2 separate regions of the Homo sapiens genome follow, and region 2 is linked to region 1. Evidence: chromatin contacts called from ENCODE Hi-C data. All regions are on one chromosome and are shown on one strand. The core of a region is the stretch at or near the end of the contact, and the rest is flanking DNA. Distances in the headings are between cores, read along the strand shown.

Region 1 (5,952 bases), core at 1,520-4,019:
GAGTTTGTCAATAAATGCTTCTGGGACTACTGGTTAGCCATAAATCAAATTTTAATTCTCACTTTATAACATTATAAAATAAATTCCAGTTGGTTGCTGTATATTAAAAATCAAACTATGAAAAATGAAGGAAATACAAATTTTGTCTACAAATATATATCTAAATGACAGGAAGATATACATTTTAACATGAATGGAAGAGATAGTTACCCAGTTGTCCCACGGCTACTGAACAATCCTTTATTTCCTTGTTATTTGTGATGCCCTTCTTATTTTATATGAGAGTTTACTTTTGAACAATCTGATTTGTTCTGTTGGTTTGTTTATTGATTCTTGATTTAAAACCAAACTGTTATCATTATTGGAATTTTATCATATATTTTAATATATAACACATAAGGTATTTTTTTTATTTTCTAGAAAAATCTAGAATATGAAAAAATTTTAAATTCATTTTGCCAGGTTCCCAAAGAAGTTCTCCTGAGTGTTTATTTGAATTAAATTAGTTTATAAATATTTTTTAGAGAAACAGCCAAATAAAGTTATATCTTTAATATGCCATATACTAAATAAATTCCAGGAAGAATCAAGAGTCAAGTTGCAAAAATTTAAAATATCAAAAAAGGAAGGAGGAGGAAAATAGGGAGAAGGAGAAGAAGAGAAATAAGAAAAGGAGAAAAAGAAATATTGGTTAATAGTAGACTGGATTAAAAAAGAAATTCTGGATGAAATGCATGAAAGAGATCATAGAAAAAATAAGTAAATATGAGTATATTAAATTAAAATATTTATAAATATCAGAAACAAATACTAAGACTATCAACCCACAGAAGAATTATTTGCCACAAATAGTTGTGATGTCTTTTCTCTGTAAACAATGATATAAATAAGAAATAAAACAGACAAAACAAAAATGACAATTCATAAAAGTAAAAATGGTCAATAAACACATAAAATATTGGTACAGCTTACCATTACTCAAAAATAAAACAATGTCATTATTAATATGTTTTAAAATGTTTAATGAGTGTTAATATGTAAACTGTAGTTATATATAATACATAGCCAATAACATGGTTGATGCCTTCAAGAATGAAAAGGAACTTAATTATGCTTCTGGCTAAAGTAGACCTTAATCTACTCTGTCCAATTTGTTATAAGTCACAATTAATTATTCTGCAAAATAGAATATTTTGTAGGTGAGCCTCTTTGCATGTGTGTATGTGTGTGTCTGTGTCTGTATATGTCTGTGTATGTGTGTGTGTGTTCCTTTTCATTTTTTTTCATTCTTGCAATCTTATCTAAATAAAACTTCATTACCTTAAATATAAATTACTGCAATTAGTTTGCTTCTAGTCTTTTCCACTCTAAAGTAATCCACATGTGTCTCTCAGGTCAGTTTTCTGAAAGAAAACTATCATTTCACTTTTCTGCCAGGAAATTTTAAATGTTTCAAACACGCTACATAGGATTGGATATAATGTCTTCCATTAACTAGGAAACATTAATCAAAGAAGACTCTTCTACACATTTAAACATTTAACTTTCATGCTATGTTGATTAATTGAGGTTTAGGATAATACTCTCTGACAATTCCATGAGAGTCATGAAAGGTAGTAATAACAGTTACCAGTGAGTTTCCCCGATTCATTCTGGTTGTGGGATTTGGATAAAGATTTGTGAAACAATTTTGAAATTCCATTGATATATTTTTTAAACAAACATAGCCTAATGATTTATAAGCTTACATTTTGTGTAAAATCACATATTAATTTTTCTATGTTCCCTCTTTATGAAAGCATTTTAATAAATTAAAAATAAATTTGCTATAGAGCAAGTTTGTTTAAGAATGTTATAATTCCTCATAATTTTTTTAAGAACATTTATGACCTCCTTATTTCTCAGACTATAAATAAAAGGGTTTAGTAATGGGATTACTATTGCATAAAATATTGCCACTGGTGTATCTTTATCTCCTTCTTCAGATGGTCCAATATACATGAGAAGACAAATGTAAAATATTGAGACAGAGAGAAAGTGGGATGCACAGGTAGAAAATGCTTTACCTCTTCCCTCCTTGGATTTCATTTTGAAAACAGTCAAAAGGATGCAGAGATAAGAGATCAAGACAGTAGCAATGGTAAAGATTTGAATTGGTATTGAAAAGATATATATCATTAGTTCATTAATAGAAGGATCTGTACAGGAGAGTCTATACAGTGGAAGAATATCACAGAAAAAGTGGTGAATTTTATTAGACCTGCAGAAAGTTAACCTTAATAAAAGCCCTACATGAATCATGGAATGCAGGTTTCCAGCTTTGAAGGCCCCTGTGGTCATCCGAATGCAGAGCGTCTTGGACATCATGGTGTGGTACTGCAGTGGGTGGCATATGGCCACATAGCGGTCATAGGCCATTGTCGCCAGAAGAAAGCAGTCTGTGGTTTCAGCAAGACAGAGAAAATAAAATTGTGCCATACATTCATACAGGGAAATAATTCTATCCTCAGAAAAGAAATTCTCTAACATCTTGGGGGTAACAGCACAGGAACAGCAGGAATCCATCAGAGCCAGGTTGCCCAGAAAGATGTACATTGGTGTGAGAAGACGACGCTCTACATAAATTAATGCCACCAGACCAAGATTCCCCACCATGGTGACCAGATAGATGGCAGAGAACACCACAAACAGAAGCGTCTTCAGCTCTGGATAATTTGTAAATCCTATGAGGATGAATTCAGCTGCTAAGGAGTGATTTTCCCTAGCCATTCCTGGCTTCTCTTCTGAGACATAAATTGTAAAGAAATGTAAGATTCCAAAGCAGAATGTTTCTAATTCTCACCCTCTAATTTCCCTGTATACAAAAGGGAAGAAAGTCTTCTTCAAATTATCCTGTGCCATCTCCTAAACACTAGCACACTCACTGTGGGTCAAATCAAGTGAGAAAAAATGTATCATGGATTGTGTACCCAGGGCTTGTCTGAAAATATCTGTGTGAATTCCTAGGGCAGGAAAGCTTTATCTGCATGAATTATCCTATGCCGATGTAAAATCTGTGGTCAGTACATATAATTTTCCATTTCCAAAATTAAGACATTTTCTTATGGTATCTTTTCCTCCAGGAAAAAGTAAACAAGTTTTAAATCGTATCCTATTGGATCAATGTGACGCTTAAAATGAATTACTCTTAAGGCATTTTAAATGTCTACATTTTAAAAACTGCACAGAAACACAGTGATTTGAAGAATGCTTTTGCTAGCTTAGTAACCCTTTCCAGATAAGGTCACCAATTGCATATTTTATGAGATATCTACTCATCCTTTTAGAGAGGATAAGAATATGAAACATCTATGAGTGTTCTTAATCATTGTATTGGATATCATTTTTATGTTCATTTCAACATATTCTAGATACTATTCCAATCTTGGTATGACAAATTTCCCAAGGAGTTATTACTCTTAATTGCTCACTTATCCTAATACTTTCTGTCTCTAGTTTTAAGAGTTTTACATGCATGTCCAACATTGTAAGATTTGGTGGCAAAATCTCCACTCATAATGTGAATATTCTTCATGGTAAATATCTATTTTGTATTCACTCAAACATCTCTCATAGAAAGTAATGTCTTCATTTTCAGTGAGTTCTATGGAGGTTCTCCATTTATTTACTTGAGTTTTAAATTTATTTAAATTTACAAACTCATTATCTACTCTTTACTGGCTATATATTTATTTGAGTTTAATGATCAACTAAATTTATTATATAGTTCTTATAGTTTGGCAACTGTACATTAAAATATTTCAGGTACAGAAACAATTTGAGTTTTAAAGAATAATAAAATTAACTTTCTTTTCTTTTAGAAGTTTCTAAAAGTCTTTAGCCTTAGCATACTCCAAACAGACAATTTTGGAGAAGAGCCTACGATAGTTAATTCAAAGCACATTTTTTTTTTTTTTGAGACAGAGTTTCAAGCACTTCTCCTGCCTCAGCCTCCCGAGTAGCTGGGATTACAGGCATGAGCCACCATGCCTGGCTAATTTTGTATTTTTAGTAGAGACGGGGTTTCACCATGTTGGTCAGGCTGGTCTCGAACTCCTGACCTCAGGCGATCCGCCCGCCTCGGCCTCCCAAAATGCTGGGATTACAGGCATGAGTCACCTCGCCCGGCCAGTGAATTACTTTGAAAACATTTTGGTTAGGTTTTCTCTGTTTCTTACTTTTGTTTTTCTATTGACTCACATAATATGATGAGGTTTTCTGGAGTTTTATCACTAGAGGCTTGTAATCAAATGAATACAATAAAATGTCCTTTATATTTTAGGTCTATACCTCTTTTAAAAAATCTTTCAGAATTATATTTTTAAAAAAACTTTGTAAAAGTATAAAATGCTGCTCTTTATCATTATTTTAGTAACATCTAATGGAAAATCAACTGAAAATATTTATCAGGTGGACTGTGGAAAAATGGATTTTATTATCAATAATTATTTTATATAGATCATATTTCAGAATATAATGAGTAAAATCTCATTTTCTCTTCACCAATGTAAAATATAATTTTTGAACTTAATCAAAAATTAATTTGCCTATAGATCGCAGAATTACTGTACAAGGACATCATCAGCCTTATCTGTGTATTTGCTGATAAAATTATGGTACTTTTGAACAAAGAATAGGTCAGACTTATCCACTTACTATGTCTCCTTATGGCTTTCTATAATGGCTTCACTTTAGAGACAAAGAGAATTATTAAGTGGCTAAAATTTAAAAACAATAAAAATACTGAAGTATATTAGAAAATTTATATTCTGCATTTTGATACTATAATATAAATAAATTAGTAAATAAAATTAAGTCCTCATATTTTGAGTTCACTGAGAAACATTTTATAGTAGCTGACTGGTCTCCTGATGTTTTTTCTTTGTAGGGAAATTAAGAATAAAAACATTGGTTTTTAAATCATTAGGGAATAAATTATAAAAATCTAGGACACTCCCTACCAATAGGTTAGTGACAATAGTTATGCAAGTCTCAGGCAAAGTTAAAGTTTTCTATTCTAAAGGGACTTCCTCGGCATTGGCATCAGAGTGTTTCTGCAGAGACTCTAATCTGATGAGCATGGTTCCCCCAGCACCAGTAAATCAAACAGCATATAAAGATGGATGCATTTTGAGATTCGGAAGTTAAATCAAAATTGCTATCACTAAAAACAGCTTAAGGTTCATCTTGATTTTTCACATACTTGGAAACTCTCTCTTTCTCTTACACACAGACACACACACACACACACACACACACACACACACACACCCCTTGATTACCTGAAAACTATGATGGAGAGAAAAAGATTTACATTGATCAGTTGAGGTGGAAGTTAAACAGAGATTTGAAGAGAGATTTGTATTTGTGGACAAGAGGCAAAAATGTGGCAGGATCACCCAGGGTTGTATTCCTTTCTTTTGCTCCCCAAATTAATCTGGTCAAATCTTGTACATTCATCCTCTGAAGTAAGTCTGACATTATGTTCTTCAGTTTCACTTATTTGTCATAAGGTAACTTTAAAAAACTTAATTGAGGTATGATTTATGTGCAAAAAGCTATACACATATAATGTATACAACTTGATAAATTGGGACATAAGTATACACCCACAAAACTATTACCATAATCAATGCCATCATCATAAGATAACTTACTTGTTAATTGGTCTCCTATCCCCATCTTTTCTCTAGTGTGTAGATATGCTCTTATGCATTAGAAATATTTTTGGCTTCTCATTAGTCTTCAAACCAAGTTTTGTCCTTTATCTTGGTACTCCAAGGGCTCCATACAGAGGGCTTATATCACTTAAGGCTATTTTCTACCATTCACCTTTAAGAATCCATCTCCAGAGACACGCCTATAACTTATCTATTCCTTGATGTGTTAGAGTTTAACCTTGACCTCAGAATA
Region 2 (5,424 bases), core at 629-3,128, 160 kb before region 1:
TAACCAAGTCAGCTTCTGACTTAGAACAAAGTCAGCATTACTCTGTAGCCAATTATTGCCTGTGAAATGACTGGTTACTCAGGTTTCTATCTAATCTTAATTCTTGAAGATTCATTACCCTTCAGCGCCTTCTGTGGAAGGTGGAAAAGAGAAAAGCTAAATGAACAAACAAAACACCTTTGGGAATGGGATAAGAAAATTTTTGGCAGCATGACATTTTTGTATTGGTCAGTTATTTTAAACAATGTCCCTGCCTCTTAATACCCCAGAGTTACATGGGAAGCTACTAGCACCATAACCCCTGGTGCTGCATTGTAGTTGGTATTTTTAGCATGTTGCAGGGTAGCTGAGGTTATCTTTCCTGCAAAGACTTTTTTTCTTTGGAATATATAGGGCTGTATTGTTCATTTAAATGTGAAACTGATTCTAATCAGGTTGAACCATATGAAACTGCAGATATTCAGCCATTTTTGATCAACCTAATAGATAAAATCAGTGGCAAGGCGAACCCTATTTAATCTTTGAAAGCAACCCCCAAAGTAAAAAATTAATTTTCAGATTTTTCAGAATGAATTTTTTTTTCTTTTGGGGTGGAGTTTCACTCTTGTTGCCCAGGCTGAGTGCAATGGTGCGATCTTGGCTCATCACAACCTTTGCCTCCTGGGTTCAAGCGATTCTCCTACCTCAGCCTCCCGAGTAGCTGGGATTACAGTCATGCACCACCATGCCCAGCTAATTTTGTATTTTTAGTAGAGATGGGGTTTCCCCATGTCGGCCAGGCTGGCCTTGAACTCTCGACCTCAGGCGATCCGCCCGCCTCGGCCTCTCAAAGTGCTGGGATTACAGGCATGGGCCACCATACCCGGCCTCAGAATGAATTTTGTGGCAGTTTAACAAATGTGTTTTAAGACTTTGATTTTATAGCTCCTAACTAAATGATGTGGGTAAATATCCTCTATGATTTTTAGCAAAAGACTCATTTCAAAATTTATTAAGTATAGCCATAAAACACAATTTGGCACAACAACAACAACAACAAAAAAGGAATTCTAGAATTTATTCAGATAACAGTGTGCCTTCTGTCTGCATCATATTACACTAGGATTTCAAATTTATAATCTAATGGGAATGTGTTAAAATTTTACCTGCTGTAGTTGTGTGTGTGCACATGCACACGTGCGTTAAGGGAGAGGATAGGGTTGACAATCACTCCTAGGTGAACTCATTTAGTCATATGATTTGAGAAGAATGAGATGACCACAAACCATATCAATTTAGTTTGTTTTTCCATTCCAGAAACATCACCAAATTGCAGACTAGCACAGTTAAAACCTATAGACCCTGTCATGTTCAATTGACTATAACATATATAGATCGGGCCATTTTAATACTTAGCCTTCATATAAACTTTCACCAAAAATGAAAACCTGTTAACCTAATTTTGCTGATTGAAAAACTTTCTTTTTTGTGAAATGGAGTCTCACTCCGTCACCCAGGTTGGAGTGCAGTGGCCCAATCTTGGCTCACTGCAACCTCCGCCTCCTGGGTTCAAGGGATTCTCCTGCCTCAGCCTACGGAGTAGCTGGGATTACAGGTGTGTGCCACCATGCCCAGCAACTTTTGTATTTTTAGTAGAGATGGGGTTTCACCATGTTGGCTAGGCTGGTCTCAAACTCCTGACCTCAAGTGACTCACCCACCTTGGCCTCCCAAAGTGCTGGGATGACAGGCGTGAGCCACTGCACACGGCCTGATTGCAAAACTTTCTGAAATTCTCTAGCAGCTAAAAGAGCAGTTAATGGGTGCAGCTCTGAAGATGCAAATTGTTATTTCACAAGCTTGATGCAGCTGTGTCCTGGCACAGATGGGTGGAGGCTTTTGTCCTCCTTTCAGCACTCTTCTCAAAGGGAACAGTGATTCATACCTTGAAAAGTGAGGAATAAACAAGGAAACGGATCTAAATTATTTTTCTACTGCTCATCAGGTGTTCTTATACTCCATCGTAATAAGATACATTTTTCCCTGGGGCCAAATTACATGCCATCATCCTGCAAATTCATGATGTGAAAATGCTCAATTGTAAAAAGAGTAACAATTATTTGCCCTATAGAAGAAGTTACCATAGAGTGATTACATTCTCTTCAGTGCCAGAATTTCTATTACTAGCATTACGTGTATACAAATATACATTATTTGACATATAAACATTTACATACTTTCAGCAAACTTCTATAAAAGCAAGATCCAATTTATATTACTTTGTATATTTGCAAAGGTTTAGAAATGTGAAATGAGAATTTTCTTTCTGCCGTACACCTTTTAAAATATCTGAGTTACTAAGTAATGTGTCATCTTTACTGGTCCAGTGTTAGTGTCTCAGTATGTGAGCTTTACCTCACCTGCCCTGCAGCCTTTCAGCCCCTCCCAGTCTTCCGCATTTTGTTCGTTTCTTTCCCCCCTTAGCTTGTATTGTCATTGTATGTTCACAAACATCTTTGGTTCTCTTGCTCCCATAATTTCCTATGACACCTCCCTTCGCAATCCTTAGCCCTATCTTCATAGACTGTGCTGTCCAGTTTTCTTAATCTTAAGATATCAAGGATGGCTGTTCAGAACTACTAAGTTGATTCTATAAAAAAGTATGCTGTTTGACTTCAACTGCTTTATAATTCTAAGCATCTCTAATTATTGATCTTTTAACACCCTGCCACACATTTTCCAAGTCTCTACAAATGTTAGTTGTTGGAAACCTTTATTCTTCCTGCTTAACTTCCATGGAAGGAGTTTATGCTCTCTTTTAGAAGGGAATACTGGAGTCAACTCTTGTAGTATCTCCCAGCCTTATTTGCTTCTCTATATAAAAGAAGAATGTATTATCTGGTTGGAGAGATTGCTGGAATCAGGGCATCCACAAGGAGCAGCATGGTATATGGTGGTTAAGTATTTAGCTTGGGAGACAGAATGCGAGCTTTGTAATCCCAGGTCTATCTTTTGTCTCTTAGCCTTTTTCCAAACACCGCTTTTCCCATCTGTGAAATGCTTTGATTATCATATGTCTCTTAGAGTTGTGATGAGGATTATGTAAATTGCTTAGCATAAAGTAGTCGCTCAAAAACTGCTAGTTATGACTGGCTGCATTGTGAGGGGTTGCCAAGCCTATAAAGTGGTGGCTCTTAGCCTAGGCTGCACATTGGAATTTCCTGGAGAACTTAAATGTTTTCATTCCAGAGAATCTGATTTAGTTGGCCTGGGCTATGGTCGGGTCATTGAAATTTTTAAAACCTTTCCAAGTGATTCCAATGGGCAGTTATATTTGAAAGCTATGTTTAAACGCAAGAAATAGGATTCTCTCTCTCCTAGGCAGATTATGAAAGAGTGGGCTGTGGAGTAAACAGACCTGGCTTGGTGTCTGCCTTCTAAAAGCCATTTCTCTACTGTGCTTTCCACACTCTTCTGTTGACTGGCTCTTTGTGACAGGTCCCAATCCATCCCACCTCTGATAGTTGGAGATGCGTATGAAGAGTCTGCTCTGCAGATCCAGTGCACCCCTGGTTCTCAGGTTCAGATTTGGCAGGATGTAATAGGAAGCCTTGTTTGTTTTGGCTTCAATTCCAAATTATTTTCTCTAATCCGGTACTTTCAGGGACCCTGTAATTTGAGGTCATTAGGCCTCTATAAAGAAAGTGAATATTCTTATCCCTGTCTGCTTATCAGTTCATTGTGTTCATACTCTTGGTTAGAACTAGGAAGGAAGGAGGCATGCATGAGTGATTGATGTTAACTTCTACCCAAGCTAGAAATTCTGAGGATGAACATATAATAGCATTATCTATAAAATGGGATATTATCTGCCTCAATAGGTTTTTGTGATGGTTAAATAAGAAGGTATACGTGCAAGTTTTTAGAACACCTTTGAAAACATAAGAGCTCAAAAAGTGTTTGGTACTATTATTTGGACATTAATGCAGTGCACGGGAAGGAGGCAGCCTTTGCTTGCCCTGTGTGGTCCAGCTCTAGGGCATGCGGGACTCTGAGCTGTTGGGGTTTACCACAAGGCTACACTCCAATGGGGATTAGAACTGGGGCTGGTGTTACATTATTGGGGAAGTCTTCTGTTTCCAGTAAAGGTTTGTTTCAAAACAGAAAGGGCTTCATTACATGGGCTTTTTAGCCATACAAGCCTCTCAAGGTGGAAGAATTTTTGCTTTTAAAACTCACATTTTAATCCTTTTTTTCAAGTAGGACAGCAGTGGGGTGGAACTTTTGGCCTTTCAATGATTGTGCTATTGGTAAATCGAGATAAATGCATCAAAAACCTTTCTATTAGTCCATTTGTGATTCTATAACAGAATACCTGAGACTGAGTAATTTATAAATAATAGAAATTTATTTTTAATGGTTCTGGAGGCTGAAAAGTCCAAGATGCCAGCAGATTTGGCAATTCTGATTCCAAGACAACACTTTGCATGCTTCATGCTTCAGAGGAGAGGAAAACTGTTCCTCACATGAGAGAAGAGTAGAAGGGCAAAGAGGGTGAGAGTGGGCCAAACTGTACCAATTCCACCCATGAGGGTGGAGCCCTCATGGCCTAATCACCTCTCAAAGGTCCCACCTCCTAATAGTGTTACAATGGCAATTGAATTTTGACATGTGTTTTGGAAGGGGCAAACTTTCAAAACATAGCACTGTCTTTATGTTGTTTAAAATTGGACTCAGGTCCATTGAGGGAAGTGGAAGAACTTGGATTCCTGCAGCTTGTTTGCAGGCTCCTGAAATCAGCCTCTACAACATGCAATCCAATTAGATTTGGATGGTTCATTTTAAGTTCTGAGGGTGGAAGTAGATTTCAGGGATCCACACCATGGTTCCACTGCTGAGTAATGGTGGATATTATTCATGAGCACTTAACAAGATGCCAAGTGGCACTTGTTACCATGGACTCAAAGGAGGATTCAAAGATATGAAAGATAAGACATTATCTAAAAAATTCTAGAGAGAGTTCCAACACTTGATGCTAAAACACCCTTGTAATGGTTAATATTAAGTGTCAACTTGATTGAATTGAAGGATGCAAAGTATTGTTCTTGGGTGTGTCTTTGAGGGTATTGCCAAAGGATATTAACATTGGAGCCAGTGGACTGGGAGAGGCACATCCACCCTCAGTCTGGGTGGGCACAATTGAATCAACTACCAGGACAGCCAGAATAAAAAGCAAGCAGAAGAATGTGGAAAGACTAGACTGACTGAGTCTTCTGGCTTCCCTCTTTCTCCTGTGTTGGGTGCTTCCTGCCCTTGAACATTGGACTCCAAGTTCTCCAGCTATGGGGCTCTTGGACCTTTGACCACCGACTGAAATCTGCACTGTTGGCTTCCCTACTTTTAAGGTTTTGGGACTTGGACTGCCTTCCTTGCTCCTCAGCTTGCA

What was found. A loop is a pair of places that touch in the nucleus more often than their neighbours do. Pooled maps may share reads with other maps.
Region 2: a loop to region 1 is called in a map of GM13976, with 2.6 times the contacts of the local background. The contact joins the enhancer-like site here to the promoter of OR5K4 in region 1. A Hi-C loop is called at or near these places in 6 of 168 maps with a recorded cell type or tissue (GM12878, GM13976, PC-9 and 3 more), 33 of 37 single-sample maps with no recorded cell type and 16 of 50 pooled maps.

Annotation. Positions count from the first base shown.
Region 1 is chr3:98,350,671-98,356,622 of GRCh38, reverse strand. OR5K4 (olfactory receptor family 5 subfamily K member 4) reads right to left here and starts at 2,769. Exons shown (of 1, transcript NM_001005517.1): 1 at 1,804-2,769. The coding sequence starts at 2,769. The coding sequence ends at 1,804.
Region 2 is chr3:98,509,730-98,515,153 of GRCh38, reverse strand. No RefSeq gene overlaps it. Among named protein-coding and RNA genes, the nearest start is that of CLDND1-AS1, 10 kb to the left of the region's middle. Within about 2 kb of position 1,878, at least 5 of the 41 ENCODE cell types and tissues checked have a DNase peak (open chromatin) inside an H3K27ac peak, as active enhancers do; they include PC-9, where a contact is called at or near this core.